2 separate regions of the Homo sapiens genome follow, and region 1 is linked to region 2. A link is an interaction called in ENCODE POLR2A ChIA-PET data of the cell type or tissue named here. Cell type or tissue: HCT116. All regions are shown on one strand. Each heading gives the region's core, and the rest is flanking DNA. Links, peaks and the distances in the headings are about the cores only. Region 1 overlaps LOC105369625 (a long non-coding RNA gene). Region 2 overlaps VWF (von Willebrand factor).

The links. Peaks named below come from ENCODE experiments on the same cell type or tissue, not always from the same donor. Only the 100,000 strongest peaks of a DNase experiment are listed, where the experiment ranks them.
Region 1: POLR2A ChIA-PET joins it to region 2 with 6 read pairs; 3 of 35 experiments call an interaction of 5 or more read pairs at or near these places.

Annotation. Positions count from the first base shown.
Region 1 is chr12:6,241,694-6,251,373 of GRCh38, reverse strand. LOC105369625 (a long non-coding RNA gene) reads left to right here. Exons shown (of 5, transcript XR_001748979.2): 3 at 3,009-3,151. Among named protein-coding and RNA genes, the nearest start is that of CD9, 46 kb to the right of the region's middle. RefSeq lists enhancers at 9,151-9,651, 9,652-9,680. In HCT116, for the core only: no CTCF peak of the experiment used is centred there; no DNase peak of the experiment used is centred there.
Region 2 is chr12:6,106,112-6,110,111 of GRCh38, reverse strand. All of the region lies in intron 5 of VWF (von Willebrand factor), which reads left to right. Among named protein-coding and RNA genes, the nearest start is that of VWF, 17 kb to the left of the region's middle. In HCT116, for the core only: no CTCF peak of the experiment used is centred there; a DNase peak (open chromatin) is centred at 2,141; H3K4me3 peaks cover 892 bases; H3K27ac peaks cover 487 bases.

The sequences.
Region 1 (9,680 bases), core at 2,471-6,470, 140 kb before region 2:
TGTGTTAAGGTAAAGAGCTGATTCAGGCCTGGCTCAGTGGCTCACGCATGTAATCCCAGCACTTTGAGAGGCTGAGGCGGGTAGATCACCTGAAGTCAGGAGTTCAAGACCAGCCTGGCCAACGTGGCGAAACCCTGTCTCTACTAAAAATACAAAAATTAGCCAGATGTCATGGCAGGCGCCTGTAATTCCAGCTACTTGGGAGGCTGAGGCACAAGAATTGCTTGAACCTGGGAGGCGGAGGTTTCGGTAAGTCGAGATCGCGCCACTGCACTCCAGCCTGGGTTACAGGGCGAGACTCTATCTCGAAAAAAAAAAAGCTGATTCAAAGGAGATCCAGTTGGGGTAGGGTCTGCATTTGGTGTGAAGAGGTCTATAAATTTGGGTAGAAAGAGAAGACCCAAATATAGGGGCCCTGTGTGTCTGAGTCAATCTACCCTTGTCACGTGTTCCCTGGAGTTAACTTGGAACCGTTGTGCAAGACGGGCTCTATCTGGGTCCCCACCTGTAAAGCATCAGGGATGAGGATGAATCCCACGATGTCCAATGGCATGGGTAAAAGAAGACCTTTTATTTATTTCCGAGGAGGTGGAGTAAGAGAAGGGAAAATTTACAGGTCCAGCAAGGCTCGGCAAGACAGAGTTGTCATGTTCCAGAGAAGGGACCCTGGCATTTATTTGCAGGGCAAATAATGAAAGTAGCCTTATTAAGGGAAGGACCCACAGACTGCTTGGGGCCAGGCAGTCTGGATTTAAGTGCTAACTGGTGACAGCTGCCGGAACAAGCCCAGGCCCCGGAGACTCCTGGACCAGGGAATGCTGCAATTCCCTGTTAAGCTACTAGTTGTGGGAAGCTGAGCTTGGGGTGGCTCCTCCCACTCAGAGAAGGGGAATCCTGGATCCCAATGAGCTCTCCGTGCATGCAACCCAGCTCAGAGTCACTTTCGGACAACCCTGCTCCTGGCACAACTGGAACCCGAGGATTTTGTAATCTTTTGGTGAGGTGGAGTTCAACACTCTTACATTTCAGTCAATAGGATTCCATAGGAAAAATGCCGTGTATTTTGTGTTTCCTATGTGCCAAGCATGTTGTATTTGCATCTGGTAGGTGGAACAAGCAGGGTTTGTGGGTTGCGATCTTAAAGCACCTTTCTTCTGTCTCACGTTTTTCCTAAATTGTGGTCAGTAGGGGTAGTTGTTCCCTGGCTCAAGATAGATATGTGACCAGTCTCAGACTTTCTTGATCCCTTTTAGGGTGAAGTCCCATAGTGACTTCAAGCTGCAAAACACAGTCTTAATTCTAGAATGATGATGCTCAATTGTAGGTAACTGTCAAAGATTCCGATTATATTCAAGTTATGACAGCTTTCCCTCTGCTGGGAGAAGCCAGGCTGTGGGGAAGAGGAGGTGGCCAGCTTTTCCTTTCTTGCTTGCTCACCTCAGGAAAGTTTTAAGAGTCGCCTCTCCACAGCCCCCAGAGTCACCAGCAACAGCTGGGACATGCCCCCTCCTCAAGGTCTGAGCCCCAACTCTGCAGAGCCCCTCCTCTGGGCTTCTAGAATCTGATAATCCCATCTCTTCCTTCTGTTCCGCAGCCCTAGGGCTGCCAGCTGTTTTCCCTGGCTATGATTTCTGCATTACTTCTTTGTTCTCTTAGTGGTTTTTCAATACTTGCTTAACCAGTTTCCTATATTAAATTCTCTCTGATGAATTACCTGTTTTGGATTCTGTTTTCTTGGCTAGACTGTGTTTATACATTGGTTATTCAACAATTTCCAACCTACTACAATTGTAAGGAGATATAAATTATACTAGATATAATAGCTAACTCTTATTATAGAGAAAATGATGAAACATTTGCTTGTGTCAGCCAGGGCCGAAAACATACTCCTCTCCTTGGGAGAGAGAGATTTGAAATAACTGAAGTGCTATTACCCTCCTCCTCTGTATTTGCTTTAAACCCAGAGAGTGGTCAAGATGTCATTCGTGACCAAACGCCTATTACACCTTCCAACACTTTGGTATCTGCAGGAGGATCTGGGAACATGGGAGGTGATGGGGGACTCCGTGCTGGTCCAGAAGGAAATGAAGGGCAGCCTGATATAAAATGGTGGTGGCCACTGAATTTGGGTCTAGGTTTTTCTAGGTCTGGCTGGGGCAGGGTGCATGGCAGAAGAGTTAGAAGTTCCCCTGAGTCTCTTTCAACATCAGGGGATTGTGATGGAGAGGTATCCATGCCAGTGAGGGCTCCCGGAGAAGCTAGAGATAAAGTGTTGCTGATTCCAGCACTGATGGGGACTTGAACTCCTATGTGCTTTCCATCTCCAAGAGCTTAGAGAAATGTGGATCTCCAAGCAAATACTCAGGAAACCAGCTCTCTTGTTTCCAAGAGATTCAGGGGATTCCTAACTTTAATTTGCTGAATACTGTCTTTGCATTTCATCTTCATTCTCCTGCTCATTTTCTTCATCACTGATAACTCTTTTAAGAAAAGATTAAGAAAAGTGGATCAGGGTCGAGTGCAGTGGCTTATATCTATAATACCAGCACTTTGGGCTGAGGTGGGTGGATCACTTGAGGTCAGGAGTTCGAGACAAGCCTGGTCAACATGGCAAAACCGTGTCTCTACTAAAAATACAAAAAATTAGCCGGGCGTAGTGGCGCATGACTGTAATCCCAGCTACTCAGGAGACTGAGGCAGGAGAATTGCTTGAACCCGGGAGGCAGAGGTTGTGGTGAGCCAAGATTGTGCCACTGCACTCCAGGGTGACAGAGTGAGACTCCATCTCAAAAAAATAAATAAATAAATAAAAATTTAAAAAAATGTTGGGATTACAGGTGTGAGCCGCTGTGCCCGGCTCTAATGCTTCTTAACCTTAACTGACTTTCTTTTATGTGCTCCACATTTTTGGTCAGAAGCTTCGGAAATGTCATCAGTTTTAGTGCAGTCTTAAACAAAGCTGTGACTTTACCATAAACCTTAATCAAAGTTGTATCATCTCATGTCAGCATCGTGACTCTGGCCCGCATCCCACTGAGCAACCCCAACTCCTCATGGGAGTTCATGGAAGCCACGGCCACCCAGCATTGCCACAGCAAGAAGGCTCAGGAGGTGCATAACTGATCTGCAGATGAACCCAGCACCTACTCAGGTATATGATCTCTACTGTCTCTCTTTTTTTTTTTTTTTTTTTTTTTCTGGGACAGAGTCTCACTCTGTTGCCCAGGCTGGAGTGTAGTGGTATAATCTCAGCTCACCACAACTTCCACCTCCTGGGTTCAAGTGATTCTCCTGCCTCAGCCTCCCAAGTAGCTGGGACTACAGGCACCCACCATCATGCCCAGATAATTTTGTGTATTTTTAGTAGAGACAGGGTTTCACCATATTAGCCAGGATGGTCTCGATCTCCTGACCTCGTGATCCACCTGCCTTGGCCTCCCAAAGTGCTGGGATTACAGGCGTGAGCCACCACGCCTGGCTCTGGCCTGATATGTTTTATTAGCTCCAATTTATATGAGGAAACTGAGGCCGAAGACACGCTAGTCGAGTGTCTGAGACATAAGTTGTACATAGGTCTATTTCCCATGTCTCTGTGCTTTCTACTGTAACCATGCTCTTCTCCAGGCTGGCTGGAGCTTTGTGGTCCCGGCATCAGTGACCCTTTTCTTTGGCCCTGTTTCTCCATATGTTAAGAATAGAGAATGATCCCCATGCCTCCCCAGCTCCCAGTGTGGTACAGAGGATCAGTTGTTCAGCCCAAACTATGCTGAGGTCTATGAGCACCGCTGCCTGTCCTTGCCGGGTGTGTTAGCCTCACTGGGTCACACACTGCCTTGCTTGGCCAGGTCAGCTCTGGGTCCTCGACTCCTTGCAGAGTAGTGGAGATTCTATACTGGAATAAGAGCTGATCCTCACCAGGCATGGTGGCTCACGCCTGTAATCCTAGCACTTTGGGAGGCCGAGGCGGGTGGATTGCCTGAGCTCGGGAGCTTGAGACCAGCCTGGGGAACACGGTGAAAACCTGTCTCTACTAAAAATACAAAAAATTAGACGGGTGTGGTGGCATGCGTCTGTAATCTCAGCTGCTCAGGAGGCTGAGGCAGGAGAATGGCTTGAACCTAGGAGGCAGAGGTTGCAGTGAGCTGAGATCATGCTACTGCACTCCAGCCTGGGCGACAGAGCAAGACTCCGTCTGAAAAAAAAAAAAAAAAAAAAAAAGCTGATCCTGCCTGCATTTCCACAGTGGAAGCAGATGGTTTGGGGAAATCTAATTTAAAAGGAAAGAAATCAAATTAGCTCTCCAGGGGTCTGATGGCCAAGACTTGAGTGAAGACAATTACATTAGATGCTGAGGCCTCACCAAAGCGGCCTAAAGACTGAAGGTGGGTAGGGTGGAAGCCACCCCGGGGTCCCTTATCCCTGGGTGGGTTCAAATCATGGCTGAAGGGGACAGGAGAGAGCTCAGATTGGTGGAATAAAGTCCTTAGACTCTAATGATGCCTGGCTTGGGAATGGTGAACCTGTAGCTGACTCTGCCACTTGACTTTCTATGGCTCACAGACCCTCTTGGTAACCTCTCTTTCTCAAAAAGCCCCACACACAGTCTTACCTCTTTTGGAGTGTGGTCAATTTAAGGAGAATGATTAAGAAAAACAGCTCTCATCAGGTGCTGTTTGACAAGAATGTCAGGGCTATTTACTCTGAGACACCAAAGCCCCTTGGGGTATCAAAACTACCATGTGGGGCTGGCGCAGTGGCTCACGCCTGTAATCCCAGCACTTTGGGAGGCCGAGGCGGGTGGATCATGAGGTCAGGAGATCAAGGCCATCCTGGCTAACATGGTGAAACCCCATCTCTACTAAAAATACAAAAAATTAGCCAGGCGTGGTGGTGGGCATCTGTAGTCCCAGCTACTCTGGAGGCTGAGGCAGGAGAATGGCGTGAACCCGGGAGGCGGAGCTTGCAGTGAGCCGAGATAGCGCCACTGCACTCCAGCCTGCTCAACAGAGCGAGACTCCGTCTGAAAACAAAAACAAAAACAAAAAACAGGCCGGGTGCGGTGGCTCACACTTGTAATCCCAGCACTTTGGGAGGCCAAGGTAGGTGGATCACCTGAGGTCAGGAGTTCAAGACCAGCCTGACCAACATGGAGAAACCCCGTATCTATTAAAAATACAAAATTAGCCGAGTGTGGTGACAGATGCCTGTAATCCCAGCTACTCCAGAGGCTGAGGCAGGAGAATCGCTTGAACCCGGGAGGTGGAGGTTGCGACGAGCCAAGATCCTGCCATTGCACTCCAGCCTGGGCAACAAGAGCAAAACTCTGTCTCAAAACAAACAAACAAACACTACCTTGTGAGCTCAGTCAGAATGGCCGTCCCAGGCAGTACTTGAGCCCGTCAGCTTGAACCAGAAATGTGTCCCAGGGTGTTGGGAACAAGCCCTCCAAAATCTGGCCATAAACTGTCCCCAAAACTGGCCATAAACAAAATCTCTGCAGCACTGTGACATGTTCATGATGGCCATAACGCCCATGCTGGAAGGTTGTGGGTTTACCAGAATAAGGGCAAGGAACACCTGGCCTGCCCAGGGTGGAAAACCGCTTAAAGGTGTTCCTTACACCACAAACAATAGCATGAGCGATCTGTGCCTTAAGGACATGCTCCTGCTGCAGTTAATTAGCCCAACCTATTCCTTTAATTCGGCCCATCCCTTGGTTTCCCATAAGGGATACTTTTAGTTAATTTAATATCTATAGAAACAATGCTAATGACTGGCTTGCTGTTAATAAATACGTGGGTAAATCTCTGTTCGTGGCTGTCAGCTCTGAAGGCTGTGAGACCCCTGATTTCCCGTTTCACACCTCTATATTTCTGTGTATGTGTCTTTAATTCCTCTAGTGCCACTGGGTTAGGGTCTCCCCAACCGAGCTGGTCTCGGCACCAGGGCGTTCTTTCTGCCTACATTTTTGTGCTTGGAAGGCTGTGGAGCATCCCGAACATCAGTGCTGTTCCCTGGCCACAGGCAATTGGACCAGGGATTGGTAGTGTTCTGCCAAGGGGTGCCAATAAGGCTGCGTCTTATTGGTTGGAGACAAACTACCTACTTAGATCCTTCCTGCTAAAGGAGCTTGCCTGTGAGATGCAAAGAGAAGTGGAGATGCTGGGGCAGATGCCATATGCAGGACTCCCATGAACTACTGTCTCGGGTCTCTGCAGAATTCAGCTTAGAAAGTGCAGAAACTCCTGAGTGGTGGTATAGCTGTTGAGATGATGAATATCCTTCCACCAAGCTCATTTAAGGCTTTGAATGCTCTCTTCCTTGCATCTTAAAGAGCCCAACCATGGCATCGAATATTAAAAAAAAAAAAGCAACAATTTCAGAGATAAAATATTATTTTGAAATATTTTGGGGTTTCCCATAAAAATGTTCACTGTTCCTATTACTTAATTTTTACTAGCGGTCCTTCCCTCACGCCCACCCCGTAAATGAATATAGAGGGGGAGAGAGCTGCTTTTCCTGGGTATTTGCTTGCAGACTCACATTTTTATAAGCTCCTAGAGATGGAGGGCATCAAGTTCCCATGGGTGCAGGAATCAGCAACATCTTCTCTGTAGCTTTTCCTGGAGTCCCCTCTATGTCCTGGGGCCCTCCACTCATGGGGAGCATTTTCTCTGCTGGACAGCCCTGGTTTAAAGGGGTTTCCTTTATGTTCAGCCAAAATCTTACCGGAGAGTTCTGCCCATCAGTTCTCATTCTGGCCTCTGGGACAACATACATTCTGGTTCATCTTACAGCCCTTAAGATATTTGAAAACGAAGACAGTTGTGTTGTTGGATGACCCCTCCCCCAGGCTACAATCCCCTGGTGCTTCACTCTCCTCTTGGGTGACAAGGTTTTTAGGCAGGCCGCCTACCCTCCCAAAAAAGTTCTGTCCTCTCCAGGTGTCTGTAGATGGTCAACTTTCTTCTTGAGGAATCGCCCCAGAACAGAGCACCATATTCCCCTAGGGCTGACTATCACATCTGTGGCTCAGTTGTCTCCATCTGGACACTTCTCTGGATGCATCCTCTCTTCAGTTTTGGCTTCTATTAAGTTTGTGGCAAGCTAAATTTCCACATCTTTTTCAAATGAAATTTTTTCTTCATCCTGCATTTATGTAATGGGTTCTTCCACTCAAAAGATGTTCCAGGATGTCCCTGTCAAGTTTCCTCCTGTGATATTAATCCTGGAAGGCAGCACTGTGCGAAATATGCAGTGAAACTGGGAGAAAGATAGTCCTGGATTCAAACCTGTATCCAGCCTATTAACTATACGATATTGGGGCAAATATTTAACTTCTCTCAACCCTATGTTTTCTCCAAATGTGAAATGGAATACGATACCTTTAACTCACTTGTCGTTTTCCAAACTTCACTATAGACTGAAAAGAAATCTAAATGCTCATATTTTCCGTCTCCCTTATAGCTATGAGTAGCCATGTGACAGATTTCTAGTCAATGATGTACAAATGTGAGTTGACTTCCAGCTTGCCAGGGGAAGCTTTTGCATTTGAGATAGAAGAGATCATTGCGGCTAGCAGTTGTTCTTTTTTTTATTTGGAGATGGAGTCTCACTCAGTAGCCCAGGCTGGAGTGCAGTGGCATGATCTCGGCTCACTGCAAGCTCTGCCTCTTAGGTTCATGCCATTCTCCTGCCTCAGCCTCCCAAGTAGCTGGAACTATAGGCGGCCGCCACTATGCCCAGCTAATTTTTTTGTATTTTTATTAGAGACAGGGTTTCACCACGTTGGCCAGGATGATCTCGATCTCCTGACCTCGTGATCCACCCGCCTCGGCCTCCCAAAGTGCCGGGATTACAGGCATGAGCCACCGCGCCCGGCCTTAGCAGTCGTTCTTCCCCTACCTCTACCTGTGAATGTAGGAATGGCTGGAGCCGCAGCAGCTACCTTATGACCGTGGGATACAAGCCAAGAGAATCACAGAGATGCCATCTTCCACAGAGCAGAGCTGCTAAATCAACACTTCTAATTCCCTCCAGACTTAACATATGAGAATTCGGCTGTTACCCAACCAGCCAAATGTATGCTTGCCCGGCTAACTTAAAGTGCTGTGGTAAGGACGAAGGGCTGCTAAACGTATTGTATGGATTGCTTGATTTTGTTTACTTATTCCTGTTGAGATATATCCTTTGGGTGTCATATTCTATTATTCCAGTCTCTGAGATCTCTTTGAACTATACGTCTGTTACTCAAAGTACTGGGTATTTCTCAGAGCCTTGTGAAATATGCATATAATAATACAGTATTTAGTAAAAGTCTTTTTTTTTTCCTTTTTGAGACCTAGTCTCACTGTTGCCAGGCTAGAGTGCAGTGGCGCGATCTCAGCTCACTGCAACCTCCGACTCCCTGGTTTTAAGCGATTCTCCTGCCTCAGCCTCCTGAGTAGCTGGGATTCCAGACACGCACCACCACGCTCAGGTAATTTTTGTATTTTTAATAGAGATGGGGTTTCACCATGTTGGCCAGGATGGTCTCCATCTCCTGACCTCATGATCCGCTTGCCTCGGCCTCCCAAAGTGCTGGGATTACAGGCATGAGCCACTGTGCCCCGCCTGTTTTTTTGTTTTGTTTTTGAGACAGAGTCTCACTCTGTTGCCCACGCTGGAGTACAGTGGTGGTGCGATCTTGGCTCTGTGCAACCTCCACCTCCCGGGTACAAGCGATTCTCCTGCCTCAGCCTCCCGAGTAGCTGGGATTACAGGTGCCTGCCACTATGCCTGGCTAATTTTTTGTATTTTTAGTAGAGATGGGGTTTCACTATGTTGGCCAGGCTGGTCTTGAACTCCTGACCTCAAGTGATCCACCCACCTCAGCCTCCCAAAGTGCTGGGATTACAGGCGTGAGCCACTGCGCCCGGCTGTATTTAGTAGTATTCCAAGTTATCATTTAAAACATTGACCAGGAAAGAACATGGCAGGACTGCACAGGCCACTGGTAGAGACCTCTCCCCCTTGTATGGTTGTGTTCACCCAACCACGATATGCCTAATTGTGCTGGAATTCCACCCATACCACTCCAACTTGTGCCCAAGAAGCTTATGAGATATCCTGGCCTGTCTGTCAGTGAAACAATTCCCTGTACACCTGGAGGACTCTAGGAAATGAGAGCATCATGGAATGAGCCCCTGGATCTATGTGGAGTCTTGGCCCCACCCTTGGCCACTCAACTCCCTCTGGAGGACGTGGTTTTGGAGAGTAGGGCCTTGGGAGGAGAGTCCGGGGGGTTTATGGATATTAAAGCACTTTCAGTCCTTGAGGGCACTGGGTAAAGTAATAGCCTTTTACTAAATCCAGCTGCTTTGATTCAAATTTGTTGCCCCTGGGCTGCTTTTCACAGTTGAGCCAAGAGGCCAACACCTCCATACAACTGCTTCTCTTATGCTCAAGGAGATTCTTTCTGGACCCAAAGCAGTTGTTGCTTTTGGCAGTGTCTGTTGCCTTTTTGTGACCTAAAACTTCCTAAAGGCCTTTGCTCCAAGGCCCTTCAGGACCCGAGAGCAGCAGGCTGTCCTGGTTCTCCCTAAACTGCAGAGCTACACCTGGCCCTGTCCGCCAAGAGTCAAGGGAGGCTCGTTTCGGCCTGATTGTGGACAGCCAGCTCCTTTTGGGATGTCTGCCAG
Region 2 (4,000 bases), core at 1-4,000:
GCTGGGTAGTTTGAGTCGATCCTCCTCAGCCCACTACAGTGGAGTGGATAAAATCTATGGAGTGGTCGGTCCTCCACACCATCCAAAAAGGCCAGTTTATGTGTGTGTGCATGTGTGTGTTCACGAGCAATAGAAAGTAATATGGATAATGTGAAAACACTAGGCTGGGCGCAGTGGCTTACCCCTGTAATCCCAGCATTTTGGGAGGCCGAGGCAGGCGGATCATGAGGTCAGGAGATTGAGACCATCCTGGCTAACATGGTGAAACCATGTCTCTACTAAAAATACAGAAAATTAGCCAGGCGTGGTGGCGGGTGCCTGTAGTTCCAGCTACTTGGGAGGCTGAGACAGGAGAATGGCGTGAACCCGGGAGGGAGAACTTGCAGTGAGCAGTGATCGTGCCGCTTCACTCCAGCCTGGGCGACAGAGCGAGACTCCGTCTCAAAAAAAAAAGAAAACACTAAAGATGAATATTTCAATCTTCTTTAATTTCAATTACATAAACATTCAATTAGTGATGTTCCCTTGCCAAAGCTAAACACTTACATATGTTATCTTTCTTCCTTATGACCCAACCACTTTCTGATTAGAGAGTAAACATGCAGAGAAACAATTGACTCTTCCTTTCATTGGAATGTACCATATTGGAAAATAGCATGATAGTTTATTTTTTGGTTTTCTCCAGCACTGATTTTATTGTCTGATATGTACATTTAGGGCTATAAATTTCCCTCTAAATATCACTTTAGTTGCACTCTATATATGTGTGTGTGTTTGTGTAAATATGTATATATACTGTATATGTGTGTATATATGTAATTATATATGTGTGTGTATATATATGTATATATATACACGTGTGTGTGTGTGTCTGTGTGTCTCTGTGTGTGTGTATTTAGAGATAAGGTCTTGCTAAGTTGCCCAAACTGATCTTGAACTCTTGGGCTCAAGGAATCCTCTTGCCTCAGCCTTCCTAGTGGAATTATAGGTGTGTGTTACTGTGCCCAGCTGTACCAATTTTGATATGTAACATATTTCATGTTTTAAATTTTCTAACTTCCATTTTGAGCTCTTTCTGAACCTATATACATTTACAAATTCAAAAGTTTGAATTTTTTTTTTTTTTTTTTTGAGACGGAGTCTCGCTCTGTCACCCAGGCTGGAGTGCAGTGGCGCGATCTCGGCTCACTGCAAGCTCTGCCTCCTGGGTTCACGCCATTCTCCTGCCTCAGCCTTCCGAGTAGCTGGGACTACAGGCACCCGCCACCATGCCTGGCTAATTTTTTGTATTTTTAGTAGAGACAGGGTTTCACTGTGTTAGCCAGGGTGGTCTCCAACTCCTGACCTCGTGATCTGCCCCCCTCGGCCTCCCAAAGTGCTGGGCTTACAGGTGTGAGCCACTGTACCTGGCCTGAAGTTTTTAAAGTTACCTATTTGTAACTAAATTGATTTCTAAATTTGGTTAAAAAATTGTGGCCTAGTTAAAAAATTGTAGACTTGTTTGCAGCCTTTTTTTTTTTTTTTACAAGTGTTCTATGTATGCCCAAAAATAATGTATTCTCTGATTGGTGCAGGACTCTACCTATACTTCTTGAATTAAGCTTTTTAATTGTGTTTTCCAGATCTTCTGTATGTGTACTACTTCTTGTCTGCTTATTAATGACCCATTACTAAAAGAGCTAAATTTTTCTATAATGGTGGTGAATTTGTCACTTTCTTCATGTAATTCTGTCAAATTTTGCTTTGTGTGTGTGTGTGTGTGTGTGTGTGTGTGTGTATATATTTCTTTCTTTCTTTCTTTCTTTTTTTTTTTTTTTAAAGACAGAGTCTTGCTCTGTCACCCAGGCCGGATTGCAGTGGTGAGATCTCAGCTCACTACAGCCTCCACCTCCCAGATTCAAGCGATTCTTCTACCTCAGCCTCCTGAGTAGCTGGGACTACATCCAGGTGTCACCACGCCTGGCTAATTTTTGTATTTTTAGTAGAGATGAGGTTTCAGCATGTTGGCCAGGCTAGTCTTGAACTCCTGACCTCAAGTGATCTCTCCGCCTCTGCCTCCCAAAGTGCTGGGATTACAGGCGTGAGTCACCGTGCCTGGCCTGCTTTGTATATCTTGAGCCTTTGTTATTAGTGTTTAGAAATACTGAATCTTTCGGCTGGGTGCGGTGGCTCAAGCCTGTCATCCCAGCACTTTGGGAGGCCGAAGTGGGCGGATCATGAGGTCAGGAGATGGAGACTATCCTGGCTACCACGGTGAAACCCCGTCTCTACTAAAAATACAAAAAATGAGCCAGGTGTGGTGGCAGGTGCCTGTAGTCCCAGCTACTCGGGAAGCTGAGGCAGGAGAATGGCATGAACCTTGGAGGCGGAGCTTGCAGTGAGCTGAAATCGCACCACTGCACTCCAGCCTGGGCGACAGAGTGAGACTCCGTCTCAAAAAATATATATATATATATATTGAATCTTTCTAGGGAATTGTTCCTTTAATGTAATGACTCTCATTTTTACCAGTGCTTTTTGCCTTCAATCTGTCTGATATTAGTATAGCTATTCCACCTTTCTTTTGGTTAGTGTTTGTTTGATGTATCTTTTTCCATTCTTTCAACCTTTCTATGTGATTTTGTTTCAGATGTGTGTCATGGAAGCACCACATGGCTCTATTTTATTATTGTTCTTTCAAAAGTCAGATTTATTGAGGTTAATTTACAGACAGTAAAATTCACCCTTTCACATACAGTTCTCTGAGTTTTCGCAAAAGCGTAGAGTCATGTAACCACCACAATCAAACTATAGAACAGTTTTGTCACCCTCAAAATCACCATGCTCCTTTGTAGTCAAATCTTCCCCCAACTCCTAGCTCCTGGTGGCCACTGATCTTTTATCTGTTTCTGTAGTCTTGATATTTCCAAAATTCATATGACTGTAATCATACCCTATTTGCAGTATTTAGTCTTGTAAGTCTGGCTTCTTTCATTTAACATGGTCCGTGAGAGGTTAATCCATATTGGTGCATGTATCAGTAGTTTGTTCCTATTTATTGCTAAGGAGTAGTTACCACAATTTGTTTACCCATTCACCAGTTGAAGGATGCTTTGTTGTTTCCAATTATGGAAAATTATGAACAAAGCCAGTGTAAACATTTGTGTATAGATTTCTACACCCCGCCGCATTTTTTATTGTGCTATGATACATGTAACATAAAATTTACTATCTTTTTTTTTTTTTTTTTTTTTTTTGAGTCGGAGTTTCACTCTTGTTGCCCAGGCTGCAGTGCAATGGTGTGATCTCAGCTCACTCCAACCTCCGCCTCCCGGGCTGAAGCAATTCTCCAGTCTCAGCTTCCCTAGTAGCTGGGATTACAGGTGTCCGCTACTATGTCCAGCTAATTTTTGTATTTTTAGTAGAGACGGGGTTTCACCATGTTGGCCAGGCTGCTCTTGAACTCCTGACCTCAGGTGATCCGCCTCCGCTTAGCCTCCCAAAGTGCTGGGATTACAGGCGTGAGCCACCGCGCCTGGCCAAAATTTATTATCTTAACCATTTTTATGTATATAGTTCAGTGGTATCAGGTACATTCATGTAGTTGTACAACCATCACCACCATCCATCTCCAGAACTCTTTTCATCTTGCAGAACTGAAACTTTATATTCATTACACAATAACTTCCCATTCTTCCCTCTGGGCTCCTGGAAACCATCATTTTACTTTCTGTCTATGATTTTGACTACTCTAAGTATCTCATATAAGTGGAATCATACAGCATTTGTCTTTTTGTGGCTGGCTTATTTCACTTTGCATAATGTCCTCAAGGTTCATTCATGTTGTGGTGTATGTCAGAATTTTCTTCCTTTTTAAGGATGAATAATATTCCATTGTATCAGAGGAATTTGAGGAAAAGAAAAAAAATTTCATTGTGCATACAGACCGTACGTACTTTGCTTATCCATTTATCCATCAGTAGACACTTAGATTGCTTCCACGTTTTGCCTATAGTGAATA